Linked DNA regions of Homo sapiens: regions 2 and 3 are each linked to region 1. A link is a contact called in ENCODE Hi-C or POLR2A ChIA-PET data. All regions are on one chromosome and are shown on one strand. Each heading gives the region's core, a stretch centred on a gene start or an enhancer-like site at or near the end of the contact. The rest is flanking DNA. Distances are from core to core; before and after follow the strand shown.

What was found. A loop is a pair of places that touch in the nucleus more often than their neighbours do. ChIA-PET counts read pairs that join two places held with the same protein, here RNA polymerase II (POLR2A). Pooled maps may share reads with other maps.
Region 2: a map of HepG2 shows a loop between it and region 1 (17-fold over the local background). The contact joins two enhancer-like sites. A Hi-C loop is called at or near these places in 10 of 168 maps with a recorded cell type or tissue (Caco-2, HepG2, IMR-90 and 6 more), 3 of 37 single-sample maps with no recorded cell type and 23 of 50 pooled maps. POLR2A ChIA-PET finds 5 or more read pairs at or near these places in 3 of 52 experiments (HepG2, MCF 10A and T-cell).
Region 3: a map of testis shows a loop between it and region 1 (3-fold over the local background). The contact joins two enhancer-like sites. A Hi-C loop is called at or near these places in 4 of 168 maps with a recorded cell type or tissue (Caco-2, dorsolateral prefrontal cortex, gastrocnemius medialis and 1 more), 3 of 37 single-sample maps with no recorded cell type and 15 of 50 pooled maps. POLR2A ChIA-PET finds 5 or more read pairs at or near these places in 11 of 52 experiments (AG04450, CD4-positive, alpha-beta memory T cell, CD8-positive, alpha-beta memory T cell and 7 more).

Annotation. Positions count from the first base shown.
Region 1 is chr13:33,637,967-33,641,565 of GRCh38, forward strand. It overlaps a transcript of STARD13 not described here. Among named protein-coding and RNA genes, the nearest start is that of RFC3, 180 kb to the right of the region's middle. RefSeq lists an enhancer at 1,748-1,887. Within about 2 kb of position 1,347, at least 5 of the 41 ENCODE cell types and tissues checked have a DNase peak (open chromatin) inside an H3K27ac peak, as active enhancers do.
Region 2 is chr13:33,722,162-33,726,263 of GRCh38, forward strand. No RefSeq gene overlaps it. Among named protein-coding and RNA genes, the nearest start is that of RFC3, 94 kb to the right of the region's middle. RefSeq lists a silencer at 1,784-1,953. Within about 2 kb of position 1,855, at least 10 of the 41 ENCODE cell types and tissues checked have a DNase peak (open chromatin) inside an H3K27ac peak, as active enhancers do.
Region 3 is chr13:33,546,515-33,550,520 of GRCh38, forward strand. It overlaps a transcript of STARD13 not described here. Among named protein-coding and RNA genes, the nearest start is that of LINC02344, 210 kb to the left of the region's middle. Within about 2 kb of position 1,762, at least 2 of the 41 ENCODE cell types and tissues checked have a DNase peak (open chromatin) inside an H3K27ac peak, as active enhancers do.

The DNA.
Region 1 (3,599 bases), core at 97-2,596:
ATCAGCTATTGAACTCAATTTTCCAGATTTCTTTAGTCACTTGATTTGCTTCAGTCATAGTACCAATACTGTCTTTTATTCTGTTGATGAAAAGAGTCAAACTCTGTAAAATATTTGAAGGGATTTATTCTGAGCCAAATATGAGTGACTAATGGCCCATGACAGAGCCCTGGCTCTCCTAGAAAGGAGAGAATTGGAGGCTCAGCAGCTTCTCTCCATGACTCAGAAGATCCTGAGGACATGTACCCAGGGTAGTTGGGCTACAGCTCGGTTTTACACATTTTAGACATAAGACATCAATCAATACATGTAAGATACATGTCATCAATACATTTTAGTGAGACATAAGACATAAGTGAGACATAAGACATAAGTGAGACATAAGACATAAGACATCAATCAATACATGTAAGATATACACTGGTTCCTTCCAGAAAAGCAGGACACCTGGAAGGAGGGGAGCCTTCCAGGTCATAAGCAGATTCAAAGATTTCCTTATTGGCAATTGGTTGAAAGAGTTATTATCTAAAGACCTGAAATCAATAGAAAAGAGTGTCTGGGTTAAGATAAGGGATTGTAGAGACCAAGTTCCTTATCATGCAGATGAAGCCTCCAGGTAGCAGGCTTCAGAGAGAATAGATTGTAAATGTTTCTTTTCAGACTTAAAAAGTCTTTTCTATCAGTCTTAAGGTCTCTGTTTTAATGTTAGTGCTGGTCATCTGTGCCTGAATTCTAAAAGGAGGAAGGCATAATGAGGCATGTCTGACCCGCACTTCGCAGTACGTCCTGAACTAGTTTTTTGGATTAACTTTGGAATGCCCTTGGCTGAGGGTAGGGCCCATCAGTCACTTGGGGGTCTTAGAATTTTATTTTTGGTTTATAATTTTTTTGTTCAAAGCTGTTAGTTTTAAACTTCTAACCAAACTTGTGGTTATGTTTTATTTATTCATTCATTCACTTACATACTTTTTTTAGCTAACCTTTTTTTTTGGCATCTAATGACCTCAATTTACAAATTCATTCTTTCCGCAGATATTTGTGAACCAGACATTTTTCTAGGGGCTGGAGATAAAGTAGTGAATAAAAGTGAAAATTTTCTGCTCTCAAGTAGTTTGCAGCATAAGGGGAAAAGAAAGGAAGAAATGAGAAACAAATGGACAAATAAGATAATGCCAGATGATGACCAATGCTGCAAAGCCATAACAAGGGTGAGATGATGAAGAGTTGGAGAGTTAACAGGAGGAGGTTGCTTAAGTTCGAGTGGTCTGAGAGGCCTCTCAAGAAGAATTAGGGTGGAATTCAGTCATGGGAATACTTGTACCAAGGCCATGTGGGACTGAGGGAGAAGCAGGTCCCAGGCCTTGAGCATCTGCTATCTGCCAGGGCTGTCTGGGAGACGGATGATTCAAAGTTGCACAAGAACAGCCGTGGTCTTTGCCCTTGTGAAGTTTATTGTCTGCAGGAAAATAAAGTCCTGCCTCCAAGGAAGTCCTGATTGGTTGAGAAAATAGATATGTAAGTCACTGTAATATAGAAAAATTCTCCTAGTAGGTACCAACATGAAAGCAGAAAGAAGGGAATGATCCAGTTTCCCTGGTGTTAAATTATGTTTAGCCCAAAGCTGCCTCCTTACATATTTGAAGTTTAGATTAATGGTTTCTCTGTATGTAGTGAACTGTAACCTAACTGGATGTGTAAACAGACTGTCACTTACTCCTGTGCCAATCACCAACTTTTGGCCAAAGGCAGACAACTGTTCAAACTTCATTCAAATAAGGCAAAAGCCAAACTGTAATCAACCCAGCTGTTCTGTACCTCACTTCCGTTTTCTGTACATCACTTTCCTTTTTCTGTTCATAAATCCTTTCCAATCACATGGCCACATGGAGTCTCTCTGAATCTATTCTAGTTGGTGGGTGGCGGGGACTACCCGATTCATGAATCATTCTTTGCCCAATGAAACTTTGTTAAATTGTACTTGTCAATGGGTTTTTCTCTCGACATTGGGTAGAGCAATGGGTGAGAGGAGACCTTCTAGGGGAATTTGCCTGGGGATAGTGAGTCACATTGCTGGCTTCCTAAAGCAGGTGTACAATCTACCATGAGTTGCTGTTTTCAGTCATAGAGAAAGATATTCTCCTTGTGCTTCTGCCTAGTTTTCCCTTAACAGGCCCACAAGGGTGTCAGTGATTTCTGTGTCTTAGGCACCATTTCTCATTGTGATCTCTACACAGCAGGTTGTGGTGTGCCCAGAGCTTCTGCAAGCTGCCCGTATCTGCAAGCTGCCCATATCTTTGTCTTTAAACCAGAATCCTTTCTTGAAAACAAATGAGCTTTCCCTAAACCCTGTAATTCGACTACAAATGCAATATTCAAATAGCCTGTAATTGGAATATAAATAACTTCTAATAGGCCATGTAAATGAGGGTGTTAATGTATTATGAATCAGCTGAGGAAAATAGCAAGGACTGTATTCTCTTCCCTCTTCACTCTCCCTCCAGCCTGGAGTTCCATTCAGTGAGTGTTTCACTGAAAACATACCACCTCCTTCCTTCCCTCACTAAGCACAAGAGACCCAGAGTCCCTGCCATTTAATCATGGATTTGGCAGATGGTTTTGTTATTTGTCAAATAAATCTCATTCTATCAATTACTTGTGAGAATCTTCAGACAGGAGATCCTTCAGTTCCATGCAGGCTTGTAAATGTCCCTGCTCAGAAATACAATTTGAGGAAAGCTCTTAAGGCACCAAGAGGAAGTGAGTACATGAGAATCTCCTGGTTGGGACTGATCCCAATCTCAGATCAAGGAGTGAAGGGAGGGAAAAACACTGATAGTAGGTGGAGAATAGGAATTGTTTTTCTTTTTTCCTCCTTTTCTAATATAAGGGAAGCTGGGAGGAATCTCTTGGCCTCCCTGAAGTTCAAAGGTCACTGATATGAGGCACATGAATAGGAGAAAAGGCATACACATTTATTTAATGTGTATACACAGGAGCCTTCAGAATGAAGACCCAAAGACACAGGGGGAATTGTTCATCTTTAGGCTTAGGTTCAACAAAGTATGCACAGCCATGTAGAAATAGGACTAGACACAAAGGGTATGATCTAATGCTGATAGACTGAGTGGGGAAACCCAGCAAAGCCTGTGTGTCTAGATCCTGCTTGGCCTCTATGAGCATGCATTCCTTCATTCTGAGTATGGGGCAGGACTCTCTCTAGAATAGGGTTCTTATGGCCTACAGTCAAACAACTAAGTCAGATCATTTCCTTTCTTTTCTTTTTTCTTTTTCTTAAACAGAGACAGGGTCTCACCATGTTGTCAACGCTGCTTTCAAACTCCTGAGCTCAAATGATCCTCCCACCTTTGCCTCCCAAAGACTGCTGGGTTTATAAGTGTGAGGCCACCACACACAGCTCAGGTAATTTATTTATGGCCAGTTTTTACACAGAAAGGTGGAAGGAAACTTAGAGTCATATTTTAGGTTTTATGGCTAGCTCTGGGAATGAGAGTTCTGGTTTCTATGACCCACCTTGGGGAAGAGTGATTCTAGTTTCTATGGCTAGCTTTGGGAAAGAATGGGATTGAGAGACAGGAGGG
Region 2 (4,102 bases), core at 605-3,104, 85 kb after region 1:
CTGACTTATTTTAATAAACGAAATGCTAATTTGGGCCTCATGCATTCTTTTATATATTCAATTCATGAGGTTGGAAACATTGATCTTTATATTCCTGAGAAACAATTTAATTAGACCTGTAAATGGCTCTTAAAGTACAAATAATGAGAACCAACTATTTGGAAGTGACTTCAAGACTGGCTTGCAAAGAGTGTATAAGTTTCTATTTGATGGTGTAATTACCCATTTGCAAGAGTCACATACACAGGCCAAATCTCCTAATTGATTTACTTAGTAACATGTAACATTGAGGTCACATTACATTAGCAAGGGGAAATGGAAGGCAGAATTATTTACCTTGATACTATAAACGAGAATAAACAAATGATACTTCAATTATCTGATTCTTTCAAATGAGACATTTGAGGTATAAGAATCTGAATTGCATTGTTACTGAATTTCACATTGATACTAGACAGTCTCAGAGTCAGAAAGCCAACGTTTTACATAGAGACTTTAGAGACATTTTTGTCTGTGTAAGTAACTTTTATACAGCTCAATTTGCCAGTATGTGACTTATCTATTTATACATGGGCCAAGTACTTGACTAGTTTTTTAACTTTCCAGTTTTATAAAAATGAAAGTGAAAGAGTCCAAATACTATTTTCATAACTGTCAACTAATTCATAGTTACAGTAACCAGAAAATAGAATAGCGTGTAGGCATTGGACTGAACACAAGGACTTTATTGGATTTTCTTTACTATAATAATATTCCTGGACTTCCCAATTTCATGTGCTTGAAAAATTTAGAAAACATCTTGCTGTAAATCCATACTGCAGATTACTCAAAGGCTTGGGAATATGATTCAAGAGGAAATTCTTTAGATCTGGGATAATTCACTTCTATTTTTCAAGGGCTTTTGTTTTAAGGATACCTGGAAAATCATAAAATCAGATGGGATTTAAGAGTTATTTAATCTAGTGGTACCTATGCACCAGTCATTAGATCTGTGCTGGGCTGCCTGCCTACACATTTTTAGCTAATTTCCATGTCTTCAGACAAGAAAAATGTTTTCCAAGGAAAACAGTTCTTTTGGATTTTTTTTTAAGTGCAATTTCTGGGCCCTGCCCTAGATTTTCTGACTGAGCAAATTTATAGGCAAGGCCCTGGAATCTGTATTTTTTTAAAAAGCTTCCCCGGTGATTTTGAGATCCAGCCATTTGTGGAAACCCACTGATGTTAGTCCAATCTCTTTGTTTTCCAGATGCAAAATCTGAGGCCCACCTTGTCCCAGCTAAGCAAGTGAGGGAGAGGAATCCAGAGCCCTGACTTGTAATTCATTTTTTTTTTGTGTGCTTCTCATTCACTAGGCACATCTGCTGATCAAATCCTTCCCATACCCTCTGGATTCAGAACAAGAGGAAGTGCACATATGTCCACAACAATTTCCCAACACTAGGGAGTATTGATTTGCTGGGGGAGCAAGTGGCATCTCCCTCCCTGGAAAATTTTAAAACCAAAAGAAAAAGTTTAACTGGCTGATAATTTATAAATGAAATCCTCTCTGAAGATAGGAAGATGGGCTAGATAATGTTTTATCTCTTCTAGCCCTAACTTTCCATGCTCCTATAATTTAGTAACAAAAGGAACCCATGCACTTTCTTTTTTTTTAAGACAGTTTCTCCAGAAGCTTCCATGTGTGGAGAAACTTACTCTCTTCCTCCTTCTTCTATTTATCTTTTCTTATCTGAAAGGAGGACTACACTGTAAACATCTACATATGCAAAACCCATGCCTTTGGTACACACCTACCACTTTCAGATCAAACCGACAGCCTAAGTGGCCAGGCTGGCAGCTGGTTTAGGATAAATACAACAGCACCACCTTGTGTTGCGTTTCTGGGAGAATTTACCACTTCAGCAGGACAAAGACTTGGGCCGGGATGGGTGGCTCAGGATACAGCAACTATTCCTTTACTTTCCCTGCTGGGAGCAAATGCTAGCCATTTCGAAAAACCTTTTTGTTTGTTATCAGCCTACAATTTTCTTCTATAAATTCTGTAATTTTTAAAATATAAAAGGTAGCTGAGAAATGGAAATGCAGAAATAAACATATATTAATAAAAGCCTGGGTAAGCACAGTGCTATAGTAAATATTGTAGAGAAAAAGTTAATGTCAGCTTTTATTGCAAAAGACTTGATAGTAAATGTACATTTAATGCTATTGTGATTTAACACTTTCTCTAAAGATTCTCCCATATTTGGGGAGGTAGCTTTTAAACTATGTATTTGCCTATTAAGGGAAGAAAAGAATGTTTCACTTTCTCATAACCATTCTGGGTGAGCCTGGATAAAGTCTTTGTTTTCCCCAAGTATAGTTGTAGATTCACATATATAAATATATATAGATATATATGAATATATATATAATATTCATATTATACCTTGTATTCCCCAAGCATGGTTGTAGATTCATATACTATATGTGTACATATATAATATACATATGCACATATATATTTGCATCTTTGCTGTGGAGCAAGCTAAAAATTTAATATGTGAATATCAACATGGGACTGAAAGACCATAAAGACCAGAAAATCGACATATTTGCTAAACAAATATGTCAAATGTCTGATATTTTCAACAGAAAGAACATGACTAATTAAGGAAGATTATTTCCAGTTGTAATTTGAAATGTCAAGATTAGTGTAACAAATCAGCAATTCTTTGTCTCTGAAATCATCTGGAAAATTGAGCTAAGGCCTTACAAGCTACACATTATTATGGGAAGAGAAGTTACAGGATTAGAAAGTAGCAAACCAGGCATTCGGGGCCTTGCTGGGGCTGGCCATGCAGAAAAACTTACCCAGAAAATCCTGCAGAAAGCTCAGTAATGTTACTTTTAGTTGTAAAAGAGGATTTGGTCTTCAAAGTTTATTTGCCATTGTTCACCCAGTCTTTAGCACGTATATTTACTGTGCTGAGCTAATAACTTTGAATTAGACTTTACAAATAAGAAGGAAAAATTATGTCTTAGTTCCTCATGTGCTTTCTTGTGGAAGGCCAGACAAGTAGCACATTTGATTAGGCAATATTTCTAAGTTTTGGATAATTTTTCTGATATTGTATTCTCCAATTAAATTGTAATCTAATTTATAAAAATACTAAATATATAGTTATGAAGGGTGCACTACAATTTTAAAGAATGTGGAATGTTCAGGTGTGAATCATGAACTTGGAGGGCTTCTAGTAAATACCAGTTGGCAAATACAATGTCATATCAATATGAAGAAAATGCTCTTCTTTTCTTCAAACAAACGCAATCTCAAAAACTCCCAAGGGCTATTCCATTTGTGTACTTATCAGTCACTTGACTGCTTTCCTAATCACTGTTTTCTAGTCCCAGTTCTGTGCACAAAGGAAAGTTCCACCCCGTTCCCCAACCCTGCACTCAGGATCACTCCCCATCAAATGGTGCCTACCTGGAGCAGAATGTTGATTTCACACTTGCTCCAAATGTTCTTCTTCCTTCCATTAGACTTTCACTTAAAATTTATTTTTTGGTAGAATTTGAGTTCCAGGGAGAGTATGGACTTAATTTCTAGTGGCTCTTAATTCTGTACTGCCACCCAGATGGCTTCCAGCTACATGGCTTTTTTGTCACAGGACAAAGCAATGACTGTGGATAATGAAAAAATAATAATTTTCTAGAATGGTGGAATAATTTTAGACACTATTAGTGTTTATTAATTGGGTTGTGTATTAGTCTGCTTGGGCTGCCACAGCAAAATACCCCAGACTGGGAGGCTTAAAGAACAAAAGTTTAGGCCGGGCAAGGTGGCTCACACCTGTAATCCCAGTAATTTGGGAGGTCAAGGCAGGTGGATCACCTGAGGTCAGGAGTTCGAGACCAGCCTGGCCGACATGGTGAAACCCTGTGTCTACTAATAATACAAAAAAATTAGCCAGGCGTGGTGGCTTACACCTGTAATCCCAGCTACTTGGGAGGCTGAGGCAGGAGAATCGCTTAAACTCGGGAGGTGGAGATTGCAGTGAACCAAGGTCGCGCCATTGCACTTCAGCCTGGTGACAGAGTGAGACCCTGTCTCTAAAAAAAA
Region 3 (4,006 bases), core at 512-3,011, 91 kb before region 1:
AAATCTCAAACTGCCTATAATTTATACTGTTAGTCTTTGGAAATAAGTTTGAATTGACTATTCTGCTAAACTCATTTTAATGACCATGCTCCCTTGTGATGAGCTAAATTTATTTATTATTGTGTTGTCGTATTAATTTTTTTTTTTTTGAGACAGTCTCACTCTGTCGCCCAGGCTGCAGTGCGGTGGCTCAGTCTCCACTTACTGCAACCTCCACCTCCCGGGCTCAAGTGATTCTCCTGCCTCAGCTTCCTGAGTAGCTGGGATTACAGGCAAGATTAATGTTTTTTATTTGTAATCAATTTAAGCCTAATACATGTTCTAATAATTTTTGTATTTCATATATGGATAAATTATAATAATTCTTTTAAAGTGAAAGTATTGATGAGAGATACTTTTTTTTGGAATAGCTCATTTTAAGCCCCTGATACTTGATATGGATAAAATATTTTCAGTGTTTAATAAAATGTTGAAATATATTTAACTTTACTAATTTGAGCCCTGCCAATTATAATACTTTAGAAAAAGTGAAAATATAATAGTACATTTATAAGGCTTTTAAGTATTCACAAAATAGTCATTTCCCAGTAGATGTTTTTCAGCTCTTATGATACAGTGTTTTCTTTTTCTTTTGGCCATGTATTGATCAGAATTAGTCATTAACTTTACTAACAACTGGATTTAGTTTGTCAGCCTTGATGGTTTGGTTACACAGATGTAGCTATTGTGTCAACCCCACTGTTTTAAATATGTTCCTATGCCAGGTGAAATTTGATCCCTTTAAGCAAATTTCTGTTAAACACTTTGTGTCAGTTTCAGTAACGTTTCCCCAATGAACATTCCTACTGTACAAAATTTTACATATGTGTATTTACATATTTATACTTTTTTCACAAATGTGGGAATTTAGGATACTATGTTTGTAAAAATTGGGCAATTTTTCTTGAAGATAATTTTTAAAATTACAGCAAAACATAGGGCCCTGAGAAGAAGAGGTAAAATATATGGAAGAGCAAGTATGTATAGATAATTTTGTAACGTAACCTTGAGAGAAATATAGAAAACTGAGACAACATAAGCCAAAGGAAAGGAATTGGGATGTAAAACCTTTAGGGTAGAGCAGTGCTCTGCTGTGGTCATTTATGCCTTGGCATTAAGTTCTTTTGAATATAAAACAATGCATTTAGAAGGATTTTAAGACTATATCACAGTGCACTGGCATTTTCTTCTTCAATTTTCCAGGGCTAAATAAGGTAATTGAATAATAAAACTTAAAAGCATTTTTCATTTCATGAAGATCCAAGAAAAAATATTTCATAACAATTTTTATTTACAAGAAGGAAAAACATATTCATAAGAATCTTAGATGATTAGTAGGTTAATGAAATAAAAAGTTTGTTAGGAAGAAGGAATACTAGTTATTGAACAATGCCAATTTTTTCTATTTAAAAATATTTAAAATGCCATTAGTTGATTTATTTAATGAGCCATCAGCCTTTATTTTAGATTCACTATAACTCTGATCTCCTAAACCTGCTTTTCCTATCAGGTCTTAAATATTTCATCCCTGCTTTCTTTTACAATATAGTTTTTGGGAATGTAACTATCATGTTGATAAGTAATGCTAGGTGAAGGAAAAAGTTAAAACAACTCCAATGCTAGGCAGTGATATACCATAGAAAAATAAATGAGCCAAAGATAGGGGAAGTGATTTTTTTTGGAGGAAGAAAACAGAAATGAGAACAAGAGGACATGGATGACTGCTGAAAAACTGACCAAGTTCCTCTTCAGTCTTCTAACAGAATTTGGAAGATGTTCTTAGCATGCAACTGTTGGTTGAAAAAAACCCAAATGTACAAGGGCCATCAGTTCTTAAAAGTGGAATAGTGCATAGAAAGCTTATTGACACAACATAGCAGTTTGATGAAATGGACTGAAGCCATTTCTGTGGAGTGGACTCGTGGAAAATGTGATGCCTGATTCATAAAATTGTACACAGTTGAATGTTGCTATATAGGTAAGGTTTTGCAAACTCAGGACTCTCAGGAAACATCAAAGGTATATAGTTGGCACACTTAATTTTAGATATGTGTGATACGTTTGTGATTTTTTTTAAAAAAATATTTCCAGGAATGCTTAAGAAGATTATACCACCTCATGCTATAAAATAAAACTAACTTGGAGAATTCAACAATGTTTGCTGTTTTAATATGCATCTTACAAAGATAATTATAAACACTGAGAGTATTTACTGCAATGCCCTGAATATAGTATGCCTAAAGAATTTTCTGTATAAAAATAATTGTATTTATTTTAGTTAAAAATTGAGTAAAATATACATGCATCAAAATAATTTCTAGGTAGACCAAAGTGATATATGTAAAGAAAGACAAAATCAAAAATCAGGAAATTGCTGGTGAATATCTAATCTCGGGATAGAAAAATATTTTTTTAAATCACAAAAGCAATCAGTAATCAAAAGAAAAGATGACTGATAATTATTACCATATAAATATTTTTAAACTCATGTGTTAACAATTTATAGAACAAATAAGTTCGAGAAAATGTTTGTCCTTAGCATGTCAGTTAATTAAAATAAAACACAGAAACTTCATACAGTTCAGCAAAGGACATCTTGATTTGTGCTTTGGAGAATCTATTGAGTTTTTTTGGTTACTGAGTAATAGTTTAGTTAGATGTGTTGCTATAGCTATACATTCTTCCATCTTATGTTTTCAAAATATTAAGTGTCCTCATTTATTTTTTGTGTAATTGAGAATAAACTGAAATCAAGTAATACACATTCTCTCATAAAAATAAATATACTCGGTCATTGAATTGTAAAGTGTGGATCCCAGGATGATATCATCATCACCTGGAAACTTGTTAGAAATACACATTCTTGTCCCCTGACCAAAATCTATTGAATGAGAAACTCTGAGGGTGAAGCCCAGCATTTTAAAATCTAAAAATCCATGTTTTAACCCATTTGGGGATACTAAATAAACTGCTGTAGTCCTTCAATAAGCCCATCACACATTTTCACCATGTCATCTATAGGCACTTTTTCTACGGTGTTAACATCATCTTCATCATCACTATTATCATAATCACCTTGATTAAGAACCATTTTGGCTATTTCCCCATGGATCAATGAATGAATAATTAGAGCCGCATTATTGCTGGTAAAAACTTACATGACATCTGTTTCTTCCATCTTACTGCCAGACTCTGAAGGTGTATTTTTTTGTATATGTATGGAGGTCAGACATTATTTTTTTTCTCATGTGACATATAGAAACCTTCAAAGTCACCACTTTGTTCATCACCATCACTGAACATAGTTATAGCCCAGAGGTTGTGCCAGGCATGCACAACTGTGTATTTGTCACTGTATTCCAAACATGGGCATTCTTCGTGCTAAACTCCTTTTGAAAACTTTCCACACTCATGCCTCTGTTCACTGTTGCTAGCATGCTGATCAAGAAACTTTTTATATTTATTCTTTATTGATCCAAGAACACCCTAGTCACATGGATGAATTAATGAAGTCACAATTAGGGTAAAATACATGACCTAAACATTTTTAATGAGAATTTCTGCTGGATGATGAGCAGAATCCTTATCAAGCAGTGCCAAAATCTTGCAGTCGTTAATCATTCAGTCTAGATTCCCTACAGCAAGCAAGAGCCACTAGTACCAAATGTTTGTGAAACCAATCAGAAAAGATATCCCTAATTCTCTATGCCTTTTTGTTAGCATAATAATTTACTGGAAAGAAATTTACTCCTTGAAAACAACAAGGATATAAGCTTTTGTCTATCATAGCAAGGTTTTCTTTATGCATGCGTGCTGCATTAGCACATCCCAGAACAGTTATTCTGTCCTTAGCATCCTTAATTCCTATTGAAGCTGTCTCACCAGCTGTAGTCAGTGTTTTTCTGGTGCAATAATGCCGAAACAGTGATGTTTCATCAGCATTACAGACCTGTCCTGGTATCAGATT